Linked DNA regions of Homo sapiens: regions 2, 3 and 4 are each linked to region 1. A link is a contact called in ENCODE Hi-C or POLR2A ChIA-PET data. All regions are on one chromosome and are shown on one strand. The core of a region is the stretch at or near the end of the contact, and the rest is flanking DNA. Distances in the headings are between cores, read along the strand shown. Region 1 holds the start of MTHFD1L (methylenetetrahydrofolate dehydrogenase (NADP+ dependent) 1 like). Region 2 overlaps SYNE1 (spectrin repeat containing nuclear envelope protein 1). Region 3 holds the start of KATNA1 (katanin catalytic subunit A1). Region 4 holds the start of NUP43 (nucleoporin 43).

What was found. Hi-C counts contacts between places; a loop is a spot of excess contacts on that map. ChIA-PET counts read pairs that join two places held with the same protein, here RNA polymerase II (POLR2A). Pooled maps may share reads with other maps.
Region 2: a loop to region 1 is called in a map with no recorded cell type, with 5 times the contacts of the local background. The contact joins the enhancer-like site here to the promoter of MTHFD1L in region 1. A Hi-C loop is called at or near these places in 1 of 37 single-sample maps with no recorded cell type and 5 of 50 pooled maps. POLR2A ChIA-PET finds 5 or more read pairs at or near these places in 1 of 52 experiments (OCI-LY7).
Region 3: a loop to region 1 is called in a pooled map, with 19 times the contacts of the local background. The contact joins the promoter of KATNA1 here to the promoter of MTHFD1L in region 1. A Hi-C loop is called at or near these places in 8 of 50 pooled maps. POLR2A ChIA-PET finds 5 or more read pairs at or near these places in 2 of 52 experiments (BJ and activated CD8-positive, alpha-beta memory T cell).
Region 4: a loop to region 1 is called in a map of naive thymus-derived CD4-positive, alpha-beta T cell, with 8 times the contacts of the local background. The contact joins the promoter of NUP43 here to the promoter of MTHFD1L in region 1. A Hi-C loop is called at or near these places in 1 of 168 maps with a recorded cell type or tissue (naive thymus-derived CD4-positive, alpha-beta T cell) and 13 of 50 pooled maps. POLR2A ChIA-PET finds 5 or more read pairs at or near these places in 1 of 52 experiments (HepG2).

The regions. Positions count from the first base shown.
Region 1 is chr6:150,864,152-150,867,399 of GRCh38, reverse strand. It overlaps MTHFD1L (methylenetetrahydrofolate dehydrogenase (NADP+ dependent) 1 like), which reads right to left and starts at 1,698. Exons shown (of 28, transcript NM_015440.5): 1 at 1,351-1,698. The coding sequence starts at 1,577. RefSeq lists silencers at 527-676, 797-996, 1,157-1,566, 1,627-1,856.
Region 2 is chr6:152,169,749-152,172,996 of GRCh38, reverse strand. All of the region lies in intron 130 of SYNE1 (spectrin repeat containing nuclear envelope protein 1), which reads left to right. Among named protein-coding and RNA genes, the nearest start is that of SYNE1-AS1, 210 kb to the left of the region's middle. RefSeq lists a silencer at 1,676-1,876. Within about 2 kb of position 1,741, at least 6 of the 41 ENCODE cell types and tissues checked have a DNase peak (open chromatin) inside an H3K27ac peak, as active enhancers do.
Region 3 is chr6:149,647,204-149,650,451 of GRCh38, reverse strand. It overlaps KATNA1 (katanin catalytic subunit A1), which reads left to right and starts at 1,738. Exons shown (of 11, transcript NM_007044.4): 1 at 1,738-1,983. RefSeq lists a silencer at 1,519-1,788 and an enhancer at 1,859-1,938.
Region 4 is chr6:149,744,869-149,748,116 of GRCh38, reverse strand. NUP43 (nucleoporin 43) reads left to right here and starts at 1,588. Exons shown (of 8, transcript NM_198887.3): 1 at 1,588-1,741; 2 at 2,055-2,177. The coding sequence starts at 1,622. RefSeq lists an enhancer at 1,219-1,278.

The DNA.
Region 1 (3,248 bases), core at 449-2,948:
GTAACAGAGTGGTGCTCTGTCTCTATGAAAATAAAATAAAATAATCCGGGCATGGTAGCGCACACCTGTGGTCCCAGTTACACTGGAGGCTAAGGCGGGAGAATCGCTTGAGCCCAGGAGGCGGAGGCTGCATTGAGCCGAGATGGCACCACTGAACTCCAGCCTGAGCAACAAAGCGAGACTCCATTTCTAAAAGAAAAAGAAGACAGAGAACAAGAAAAACTAAATAAATGGCCCCTTAAAATCATCCGCCACATAATAAAGAGCCTAGGAAACGTATTTTACTGAGATGGGAGAAGGGGAGTGGGGAGGAAAATGGGAGAGCAGAGGGAGGAAGGAAAGGCAGAGAGAAAGGCAAGCAGGCAATGACTAAGAAAGAAGGCTAGAAGGAAAGGGAAGAGGATGTGAATGGAGGAGGTGGTCCGCTGGCCGGGGAAACCGCATCCTGGAACTCGTTCCTAATCCCAGTTCCGAGGGAGGCGGAAGGGGCTTTCTTGCCACCCCCAAGTTGTCCCGAAGGGCTCGCCCTGCAAGGCCCGAGACCCGTGCGCCCCTCTGGGCGAGGGCGGGGAAGGCTGGAGCCCAGGGGCGGGGACCGGGACGGGAAAGGCCGGGCCCGGGGCTCCCAGTTCGCTCTGGGCCCGCAGAAAACCCTGCAAACCCAGCTGCGCGGGGACTCCGTGGGCGCTGCGCGGCGAAGCTGGAAACCAGCGCTGAGACCTCTCGGATTCCCCCCGGCGGCTGTCCCGGGGGCCCGGCTCCACCTTTGCCGTTCCGGGAAAAGCGGACGTCAGCCACAGACCCCAGCCCAGCAGGAGGGGCCGCGCGCGGGGAAGGGCGCACAACACCAGGGAGCTTCGCGCGGGCGGCGCTGGGCCCGAGCCCGCCTCTCCCGAGCTCCGCTTGCCCTTCCCGAACCCCGGGCCAGCCGGCGCGCCGAGCCGCAGCCCCGCCCTCCTCCTGCTCCTCGCCCCCTCCCCTGGTTTCCGCCCCAGCCGCACCGCCCCTTTACCGTCTGGGTCGCGCCCGGCGCGATTGCATCAGAGCCGGCGGCCGGCTGCGCACGTGGAGCCGGGCGTGCGGTCCATGCCGCTAGGCGCCCATTGGAGATGCCCACGCCCACCTGCGCTGCGGGCCCGGTCGGGTACTGGATCCCCCGTTCTCCGCCAGCGCTCCCGGCCGCAGTGCCCAAGCCCGCGTTTCCCGACACACCGCCCGGCCCCCCTAATGAGTTGGCACCAAACACTCGCAGCCCCGCGCCCCGCTCCCCACGGCGGTCCCGGGCGCTCCGCCCCTGGGTCGGGGCCACAGCCGCTGGAGACCTGGGCCAGGGCCAGACCCGACACTCACCTGACGATGGAGTCCCGCGCCGCGGGCGTTCGGCCGCCGGGGCTGCAGCTGCTCCGGGCCTGGCCATCCTGCGGCCGCCGCTGTCCAAGCAGGCCCTCCCGGCCACCGCCGCCGCCTCCGCCGCCGCCGCTGCTAGCGCGACAGGGCACACGGAGGCGGCGCGGAGGGCCCGGGGGCTGGGGCGGGCGGCGGAGCTGGCGCAGGACGAGCGGCAGACGCGTGCCCATGGCGCGGGACGGCTGGTTCTCAGGGGACACGGAGCTGCGGCTGCCGAGGGCGGCGGGGCGCGTGCCAGGGGAGCAGGCGGCGGCGGCGGCGGCGGCGGCGGGAAGGACCTGGCGCTTCCTCCTCGTCCCAGGGGCCCCTAGGGGGCACTGCACCCGGCGGCCGTGACGTGCGGAGGGCGGGGGCCTGCGAGCCGCCGGCCGGGATGTCACGGCTTTGGGCACTTTGGTTTGGTAAGCTGTACCAGACAGAGGGTGGGGTGCGGAGTGGGACTCAGACTCTGCCCTGAGACTCAGCCTCCCTCCCTTCAGCCTGAAAGGCCGAGGTGACCCTTGGTACTCAGGGCGCCAAGTTTAGACGGGAGGGCTTGGATTTGCTGTACTGGAGGTGGCCTGAGGATAAGAGGCTTTGTAACCTTAGGCAGGGGCACTTAATCTCGGTGAGCTTGCGGGGTCTTCGTCAGTACCACAGAGATAACAATGCTCTTCTTAAAACCTTAAAAGGATTTTATAGTCCTGATTGGTTCCAGGGCCCCTCCAGGGGACCCACGTCCACAAATGCTCAAGTCCTTGGTAAAAAAAAAAAAAAAAAAAAGTGTTTGCATATCACCTACACACATCTTCCCATCATAAACTTTAGGTCATCTCCACATTCCCTAAGTCCTCACCTAACATCGTGGAGGGGTTCTTGGAAACTGAAACTTTAAGCCAAATGACTGTAAGGAAAACAGTTTGACCACAGGCTAATTGATATGAGTGAAGTTCCTACAACATATCTGTGGTCACAAAATCGCCCCTAAACTTCGAAATAAAGACCAAAACACTTCTAATATTAAACATTGAAATAAGTGTGAGCCATGCATATATTTAAGGAAGATTTTTAGCTCACGCCTATAATCCCAACACTTTGGGAGGCTGAGGTGGGCAGATCACGTGAGGCCAGAAGTTCAAGACCAGCTTGGCCAACATGGCGAAACCCCATCTCTACTAAAAATACAGAAAATTGGCTGGGTGTGGTGGCGCGTGCCTGTATTCTCAGCTACTCGGGAGGCTGAGGCAGGAGAATCGCTTGAACCCAGGAGCCAGAGGTTGCAGTGAGCCGAGATCATGTCACTGTACTCTAGCCTGGGCGACAGAGCACAGCTCTGTCTCAAAGAAAAAGTTTTTTTTAAACACCCCCTATCCCTCTCGCTTAGAGAAAAATAAAGATTAATAAAAGTGAGATCATTTTTACCGGCTTATTCCAACTCAGGGCACCTCACAGGGTGTGCTCACACACACCCACACTCACACTCGGATCGTGTAGATGCACCAATTTACCTAAAGTGCACTGCACGGCTTTGGGATGTGACAGGACACCAGAAGACAGAGAAAATCCACACAGACATGGATAAAACGTGACAGTGGACCCAGCCAGAAATCTATTTTTTTCTCATCATTATAAGAAAACCACTGAGCAAAATGATGAAATGATGTTATTCCAGGACCTGCTGTACTTATAATACCTAATACAATGTAAATGCTATGTAAATAGATATTACACTGTACTTTTTTATTTCTATGATTTTTTATTATTTTTTGTTATTGTAATTTTTTCAAATACTTTCAGTCCCAGGTTGATTGAGGATACAGAGGGCTGACCATAAGTTCCAAGTAAAGTGGATATCAGATTGT
Region 2 (3,248 bases), core at 492-2,991, 1.3 Mb before region 1:
CTATTTAAATTACAGAATATTTAAATTAACTGAAATGGAATAAAATTAAATTACTCCTTAATTTTAATTATGGTCAGTTGCACTGGCCACATTTTAAGTGGTCAATAACCCCATGAGGCTAGTGGCTACCTTATTGGACCCTGTACAATGCAGAACATTTTTATCATCTCAGAAAGTTCTGTTGTTCAGCAGTGGCCTAGATAATTAAAGTACCTCTGAGCCCTTGGCTTTTTTTAAAAGTCAACATAAGAAGCTGTCATTGGTGACGCATCACTCTAATTTCTGTAAAACTGCCTTTAAGAATACTGGCTCTCGTTTTGTCAATGAATCCAGTGCAGAAAATCCACATAGCAATTTCTCTAGAGCTCAGGACTAAAAGGAAATCTGTCTTTTTAGTATTAATTCTTCAATGTTTCTTATCACAGACAACGAATTAGTAACATTTCTCATCTTAGCATCTAGGAAGGTCAAATTCAACTTGCGCACTCTGTTGTGATGATTTGGGGGCAGGGAAGTGGGTAACTGGACCTTCTAATAGAGAAAATTCTTTTTCTCTCGGCTAAACCTAAATCCCCATCACCAAGGCAAAAGCATCCTTTAGTTATTTGGCTGTTATCTTTTTGTTTTTCTCAATAGCAGCTTTTTTGGGGATATAATCCACATGCCGTATAACTCATCTATCTAAAGCATGTAATTCAGTGATTTTAGTATATTTATAAAGCTATGCATCTATTACTCCAATCAATTTTAAAACACTTTCGTCAGTCCCAAATAAAAACAGTTACCCATTAGCCGTCACTCTTTTCTTCCCTCCTCTTCCTTCCCCACTTCTCCCAGCCCTGGGAAACTACTAATCTACTTTCTGTTTCTACATGTTTACCTGTTCTGAATAGTTCATATACATAGGTCATATAATATGTGGCCTTTTGTGACTGGTTGTTTTTAATCTCTATATTTATTATAATTGCCTCAACATTTTGTAGAAGTAGAGTAAAAACAAGTAATTTTTTAAAATGATTGAACGCCTACTATATATGAAGTACTATGCTTCTTGCTATAGGGCAGAGGTTGGCAAATGTTTTCTGTAGAGGACCAGATAGTAAATATTTTTAGTTTTGTGGGCCAAATAGTCTCTGTTGCTATTAGCGTGTTATTATAGAGTGAAAGCAGCCATAGAAAAATCTGTAAATAGAAAACCATGGCAGTGCTCCCACAAAATTTTGTTTACCAAAACAGGTGGCCTGCTCTAGGGATATAAAGATGAGAAAGAAAATGGTCCCTAACCAAATAAGTGTCATAATGCAAGTACACAAGCGTTCCTCACTGCAGGGCCTCTTCCTTTCTATTCTCTCTTCCTGGGCATTCTCCTGCCTGCCCCTGGCCTGGCCAGCTCCTGATTGGTTCTTCCTGTTTTTCCTTCTCTCCAGATTAGATCAGATTCTTCTTACGGGCTCAGTAGGCTTCTCCTTCATAGCATTTCCCTGAACTATGTGAAATCTTGTGTGATCAGTCATTTTAAGCCTGTTTTCTCTGCTAAAATGTAAGTGTATCTAACCTTGATCACCATAGTAGTCCCAGCCCCTGACCTTGTTCTTTGCACATAGCAGTCACTCCCGTATTTGCTGAGTTTCTCAAATCTAAACCATAGGGTGGAAAACGTACGCACACAAATGAAAGCATACACAAAGCAAAGCATTGGCTTCGGGCTTCAGCTGCCTGAGTCATAGCGTGATTCTGCTTCACCAACTTGCTTATCTTCTCAGCACCTCGGTTACCACATGTATAAAATGAGAATCATAATAGTAGCTAGCTCAGAAGAATGATTAGTGGTTTACCACTGTATTAGTCCATTTTCATGCTGCTGATAAAGACAACTCGAGACTGGGTGATTTATAAAGAAAAACATGTTTAATGGACTCACAGTTCCACATGGCTGGGGAGGCCTCACAATTATGGTGGAAGGCGAAAGGCACATCTTACATGGTGGCAGACAGGAGAGAATGAAAGCCAGGCAAAAGGGGAAACCCCTTATAAAATCATCAGATCTCATGAGATTTATTCGCTACCACAAGAACAGTCTGGGGGAAACCACCCCCATGACTCAATTATCTCCCATCGGGTCCCTTCCACAACGCATAGGAATTGTGGGAGCTACAAGTCAAGATGAGATTTGGGTAGTGACACAGCTAAACCATATCAACCGCTAAGCATAGAATATGTTCAATAGAGGTCAGCTCTCATCCCAGAGGGAGTTCAAAGGCTGTGGAGGTAAAACACATATGCAGTGCAAGCAAGGCTTTGTGAAGTTCCTAGCAGCTGCCCTCAGGAGGACTTTCAGTTTAAAGGGTGTTCTACCCACGTTGGAGGTCAAAGGAAATGAAATTCTTGGAATTCACGGCTGGTATTACCTAAGGGTGTTTGAGTCGGAAGGTGCCTGGTAAGGATCAGGAATGCATTGATGCGATGAGCACAGAAACAGCACAGAACTAATCAAGAGGCCTGAGTTTAGTCCACCTGGTTCCTGCTGTGTGGCCCAGGTCTTACTGAGTAACTTCTCTGAGCCTCAAGTTGCTCATTTTCAAAGTGTTAATGAAACTAACTGCCACATCTCCAATGAGAAAATGCAAGGGAAAGGACTGTGTTTACTATAAAACAATGTCTATGCCAGTCTCATTCTTTTAGAAACCTGCAGAGTATTCCATAGTATAAATATACCACAACTTATCTAGGATTTTCTGTATCAATGAACATTGCCATTTTTGCTCTTTGAATAATTGTATCTTTAGAGCTTTGCCTTGTCTCATATTTAGTTCATTGGAATACATATATTATGCTAACAATAATAAGCATGAAAAAAATTTCAAATTTTTTAACTCCATGAGGTAAACTAAATAAGGTAAAAGAAATTAAACTAAGGAAATTATGACAATAAAATGTTTTGAAGACTTCAGGTTTTTTAAAATGTTAGTCATAATCAAGAAAAAAACAAAGTTGCCTATAGTGGTAGATTCATAACCAATATATTTCTTTAATCAAAGTTTAAAATATTTTCATTTCTGATTACTAAAAATACATTAATATAAGAAGAATGATTGTTTTATAAAAGAATTCACAGTACAATATCTTTAAGTACTATGTTTTCTAGAATTTATTTCTTATATAAAATGCAGTTTTCTTTAATTTTTTATTTTTTTTTTTGAGATTGGGTTTGCGCTGTCACCCAGGCTGTAGTGCACTGGTGCAGTAAT
Region 3 (3,248 bases), core at 489-2,988, 1.2 Mb after region 1:
TCTCCCCCTCCTCCTGAATACAGCCTCAGGCAGCCAACCACTGATCAGCTATTATTATAGATTAGTTTTGCCTGTTCTAAAATTTCTTTTCTTTTTCTTTTTTTTTTTTTTGAGACAGAGTCTTGCTCTGTCACCCAGGCTGGAGTGCAATGGCGCGATCTTGGCTCACTGCAGCCTCTGCCTCCTGGGTTCAAGCGATTCTCGTGCCTCAGCCACCCAAGTAGCTGAGATTACAGGTGTGCGCCACCAGACCCAGCTAATATTTGTATTTTTAGTAGAGACGGGGTTTCACCATGTTGGCCAGGCTGGTCTCAAACGCCTTGACCTCAAGTGACCCACCCGTCTCGGCCTCCCAAAGTGCTGGGATTACAGGTATGAGCCACCGTGCCTGGCCTAGAATTTCTTATCAATGGAATCATACAATATGTATTAATTTTGTGGCCTTTGAGAAGTTTTTTAACTGTAAATTGGCTTTATAAATTAGCATACCTTTGAACTCACATAAAGGATGAAGGTTGAATTAGGGTAATTAATCTGTACCTCCCTGAATTGGTTTTGATTCCAAAAATATATACTAAATATAGTTTCCTGTTCCCTATTACAATAGAGTTCATATTTACTACAGTGAAACTATCATTTTCCACTCAGTTGAGACGTTACAAGACTTTAAGCCCCATGAAACATTCTATTTCGTGACCACTGTATACCCAGTGCCAACACTGTCTCACACATAGTAGTTGCTGAGTAAACATTTGTTGACTGAATGGATGTATTTCCCCTGAATTGCTTCTACATGTCTATGTTAGATGACTGGGGTGCTTTTATTTTTTTAGAGATAGGGCCTCACTTTGTCTCCCAGACTGGAGTGCAATGGCGCCATCATGGCCCACTGCAGCCTCCAACTCCTGGGCTCAAGTGATCCTCTTGTGTCAGCCTCCTGAGTAGTTGTGACTACAGGCGTGCGCCACCATGTCCAGCCAATTTTTGTACTTTTTGTAGAGACGGGGGGTCTCACTATATTGCCCAGGCTGGTCTTGAACTCCCGGCTCAAGCTATTCTCCCGCCTCAGCCTCCCAAAGTGCTGGGATTACAGGGATGAGCCACTGTGCCCAGTCGGGATGCTTTAATGTTAGAAACTTAATTACCTTGCGTTTTTAAAGGAATGTGTGAGAAGTGCCCTATTCTGCCTCAAGTGATGGCAGAGGGTGGAGATTGAGACTGGAGGAAGCCCTGTGCAGTACATATCTGTAAGTCATGAAATAGCATCATTTTCCTTGTCTGGTCATATTAAAACGGTGATTAAAAAATCAAGAAAATAAAATCCCACTAGCAGTGTGTCCGAGAATCTTTGTTTACCTCCTCCCTATTGTTATGTCATGACATGGAGCCCAGCTGGGGAATTCTGAATACTAGGTTCTAAAACAGGATTTGTCATAAACGAATTGCTTGATCCTGGACATTCACCTCTAAAATAGACACCTGACCTCGGTGTGTGTGTGAGTGTGGTGAAAATCAAGTGGGAGGGAAAGTGAGCAAGCACCTGAACAAGGTACAGAGGCGCGCGAGGTAGTACCATAATACCATCTACACCAAGGTCTATACTATCCCTGGTCTCCGCTGCGTCCGCCGGGAGGAGGCGGTGCAAGAATGCGCACGCGCGGCCCCGGGCCCGGCCACACCCTCTTCCGCCGCTCCCGCCCAGCGACCTCGCTCCCGGGGCGACGCCCCGCGTGCGCCAGAGTCGCCGAGGTCGTCCCCGGCACCGGAAGTGACCCTGGCGGGTTTGTCTTCAAATTCTCGGCGAGCAGGAGCCGCGCCGGCAGGTGGTGTTGACGATTGAACTGGGCAGTACTGGGGCCGTGAGCGGAGAGCAAAGTGGGCTGGACTGGGTCAGGCCCTCCTTCCTCGCTGCCGGGATCTCCACTCCGCCAATCCCCTGTGCCTGGCGTTGGGCGGTTTCCCGAGGAGCTTGGGCCGCCGCAGGTGAGTTTTCACTCTGGCGGTGCTCTGGGGACCCCCGATTTTCCAGGGCCGGGCTGGTGAGGGACTCGGGGGGCCCACAGCGAGAACCCGCCGCGCAACCCTCCGTGAGCCTGCCTGTGCCTGAGCTGAGGTCCTAGGTCCTTGCTGTTGTCCACGATAACTTGGCTTAGGTGACAGTCCCCCTACCTGAGGAATCCTGTCAGGCGGAGGACTTTTCGGGGGCTCCTGTCGATCCCATCTTTTGATCTGTGTCGTTAGCGAAGTCACCAGCCGAGTTTTTAGTTCTTCGATTTTTCGACTGGTTCTCTCCAGAACCCGCTCACGCCCCCCACCCCGAAACCCTCACAGGTAAAAATCCCGATGGCCATGACATTGGGAGGCAACTTCTTTTCTTAAAATTTGTTAGGTTCGAGTGATATTGTTGGGGATGTTATTTCTTATTTATTCTAGAGCCCGGCGTCCTCTGGAAGGCCTGTGGGCCTTTTGGTTTAGAGTTGGTACCTTTTAGAAAAGTTTTCCCTCGAAACAGTTGTTTCATACAAATGTGATGACAAAGTTAGAGATAAACGTAGATCCTGAAGTGCCTTACAGTGGATAATCTCAAGCTCTTATTTAATCAAAAATAGTTTCCTGTTAAAACCGCGAAGGGCCGCTTTTATATTAGTTACTAACTTCCAACAGCACAGTGATGCTCTTTTCTCTTGAAAGCACTAATTTACGTCTTCCTCTTTGAAATTAGACCTCTAGTTATTGCTGAAAACATTCCCGATGTTTTAGAATGGGTGCAGTAGATCTTTGTCACGTAATCACAATGATAATCACCTTAGTAGATGTTAAGACAGATTCTTGAAATGTTTTTACGGGCTTAAATGTCTCAGTATAAAGCCCTATTTTCTTTTCCAAAAGAGCTGGGTTTTGTTCTTTTTTTTTTTTTTTTTTTTTTTTTTGAGACGGAGTCTTGCTCTGTCGCCAGGCTGGAGTGCAGTGGCGCAATCTTGGCTCACTGCAACCTCCGCCTCCCGGGTTCAAGCGATTCCCCTGCCTCAGCCTCCTTGAGTAGCTGTGACTACAGGCGCGCTCCACTACGCGCGGCAAATTTTTTGTATTTTAGTAGAGATGGGGTTTCACCATGTTGGCCAGGCTGGTCTCGATTTCCAGACATTGTGATCCGCCCGCCTAGGCCTCCCAAAGTGTTGGGATTACAGACGTGAGCCACTGCGCCCGGCCGGTTTTTGTTCTTATACCAAGAAATAGGAGCAAAACTT
Region 4 (3,248 bases), core at 339-2,838, 1.1 Mb after region 1:
GTCTTGAACTCCTGACCTCGTGATCTGCCTGCCTTGGCCTCCCAAAGTGCTGGGATTACAGGCGTGAGCCACCGTGCCTGGCCAAAACAGTGTTCTTTACTTCAATATTAAACATGAATAAAATTGTTGATTTGGGACTGTAACCCACTTAATATTTTCCATTTCATCTTTCTACAGTTTCTTGATGATCTTCCATTTGGAGAAAAGAAAAAAGTCAAATCCTTGATAGGAAACTGGTAACTCTAAAGCTGACCCAGATGGATTGCATTTACATGCAGTGCTTCCGTAAACTGTCCCTGTGAAGTAGGACTACCAATATCACATAAAAACAACAGTAGCATAATGGCCCTTTTTAAAGAAATAACCAACATACAGTTATGAATACCTATAGTGTAAAAGAGCTTCATTTTTTAGTTGAATAAGTCATATCTCTTGTATTCAGTAGGATTTACATTCTAATGGGGGAGGAATATGCATCTAAAGAAAACTAACATAAGATATATCCAAAATATATGTCATTAGTGGTCTAGATATCAAATGCTAGCTCACGCCTGTAATCCCAGCACTTTGGGAGGACAAGGCAGTTGGATCACCTGAGGTCAAGAGTTCGAGACCAGCCTGGCCAATATGGTGAAATCCCGTCTCTCCAAAAAAAAAAAAAAAAAATTAGCCAGGCATGGTGGCGCACACCTGTAGTCCCAGCTACCCTGGAAGCTGAGGTGGGAGAATCACTTGAACCTGGGAGGCGGAGGCAGAGGTTGCAGTGAGCTGAGATTGTACCACTGCACTCCAGCTTGGGCCACAGAGACCCTGTCTTAAAAAAGAAAAAAAATGGTGTTGATTTAGATCAACATTGGCTGGGGTCGTCAGGAAATGGTAAAGGAAAGAACAGATCCTTGAAGGATAGGCAGGATTCTGAGGAGTAAAGAGGAAGGGAAGAATATTATAGGTGTAACCAAAAGCACAGAAGGAACCTAGAAAACTGATTCCTGGGCCGTTGACAATAGGTATCACAAACTTCATTCTTAATCATGCACGTAATTGAATTGATCAAAGCTAGGCAATTGGCATCAAAACTAAAACTGGAGTCTTTCAGAATTCCAACTCCAGGCTCTGACAGTGTGTATTAACTTTGAAGCAAAGTATTTGTTTGGGAGACAAGAGGGAGAGGTTTGGGATAGTAGGTTGGCACTTTATTCGAGGTACTTCCACGAGTATTTAAGGATTTTTGAATCGTTTTCTATGCGCAGTGACCTGCAACTGCTTAGGTGTGGTTTCAAGGTGGTTTCTACTGCATTGTTTTTGTTCTGTTTTTGCACTTAAATTTTACACTGCACAATTATTGAACACAAGAAAATACTGACATTGCAGATTAGGAGCAAGTCCTACTGCTCAAAGGCCAAAGCGCTCTTGCCTTTGCTCAGAGCTGCTCTGTGAGATGGGTGGGCCTCTCAGTCTAGGTACTGACTGTGCCCACACTGGCTATCGACGAGAATTGACTCTCTGCAGCCACCGTCTCCGTCCTAAAGTCCCATCCAATCAGGGTTCCGCGGGAAGAGGCGGTGCTGAGAGGCGCGTACTGTGCTTGCTTTTTGCAGTACCTGCTGCGGCCGCTTTCGGCATGGAGGAAATTTATGCGAAGTTTGTGTCCCAGAAAATCAGCAAAACCCGCTGGCGACCGCTGCCTCCGGGAAGTTTACAGACCGCGGAGACGTTCGCTACAGGATCTTGGGACAATGAGGTATCGCCGCTGATAGGGACGAGCCCCTACCTCCTCCCTCTCTCCGGTTGAGCTGACCCCTGGCCTTCCGCGCGCCAACTCCCACCTTCTGGTTCTTCTCGCACTTTTAGGTCCCCCGGACCCCTGTCTCAGGCGCGGTTGCTCCGTAGCTCAGAGCCGGTGATGGCATGCCTGAGCCTCGTATCTCGTTGTGTTTTAAACTCACCATACCATTTGAGATGTTTTGGAGCAACATTTCCGGACGGGAGCACAACTTTTATTTTCCGAGAGTTGACGTTTATGTCATCTCAAGACAAAACTTTCTGTTTTACAGGAAAATTATATTTCACTGTGGTCTATTGGAGATTTTGGAAACTTGGACTCTGATGGAGGGTTTGAAGGAGACCATCAGTTATTGTGTGATATCAGACACCATGGTGATGTAATGGATTTACAGGTAAATCTGTGTAGCATCCAAAAGCTAACTTTGAAAGTCCTGAGTAATACATTTAAACAAGCAGAGCATCATAAAAGTTGTCTGGTGTCACCCCTCGTTTACAGAAAACTGAGTGCTCTGTAAGTTATGATTTGCCCAACATCATTTAGCCATTTAGTGGCAGAAAAAGGACTGGGAAAGGGGATGTAGATTTAATCATACTTTTTTATTAATTGACTGTCGACTATGTGCTAAATACCGTTTGGGGAGCTTTACAAAAATTAATTATTGTTGCATGCCAGTGAATCAAGTATCGTTACTTTGTTTTACTAATGAGAAAATTGAGACTAATATATCTTGAGCATGTACTATGTGACAGATACTGTGCAGGGGGATAACATCATTTTGTTTTTTGAATTCTCATAACAACTCCCTAAGTAGAGATTAGTGCTCCCGTTTTAAAGATTTACCACGATTTAGTGAACTTAACTTGGCCAAAGTCTCAAAACCAGTAATGAGTGGTGGGGATGAAATTGAGTTTTCTTTTTTTTTTTTTTTTCCAAGATGGAGTCTCGCTCTGTCACCCAGGCTGGAGTACAGTGGCATGATCTGAGCTCACTACAACCTCCGCTTCCCGGGTTCAAGCGATTCTCCTGCCTCAGCCTCCCGGGTAGCTGGGACTACAGGCGCAGGCCACCATACCCGGCTAATTTTTTGTATTTTTAATAGAGACGGGGTTTCACCATATTAGCCACGATGGTCTCTATTTCCTGACCTGGTGATTTGCCTGCCTCGGCCTCCCAAAGTGCTGGGATTACAGGAGTGAGCCATGGCGCCCGGCCGAAATTAAGTTTTCAAATCCTGGTGTGGAGAGCCCCTGCATTTTCCATAGAAAGCTACCTAGCCCTGGTGCGCGCTTGTAATCCCAGCTACTCTGGAGTCTGAGGCAGGAGAATCGCTTGAACCCGGGCGCAGAGGTTGCAGTGAGCCGAGAGTGCGCCAGCTTGGGCAACAAGAGCGAAACTCTGTCTCAAAAAATAATAATAATAAATAAATAAATAAATAAATAAATAAAATAAAAAAGAAAGCTAT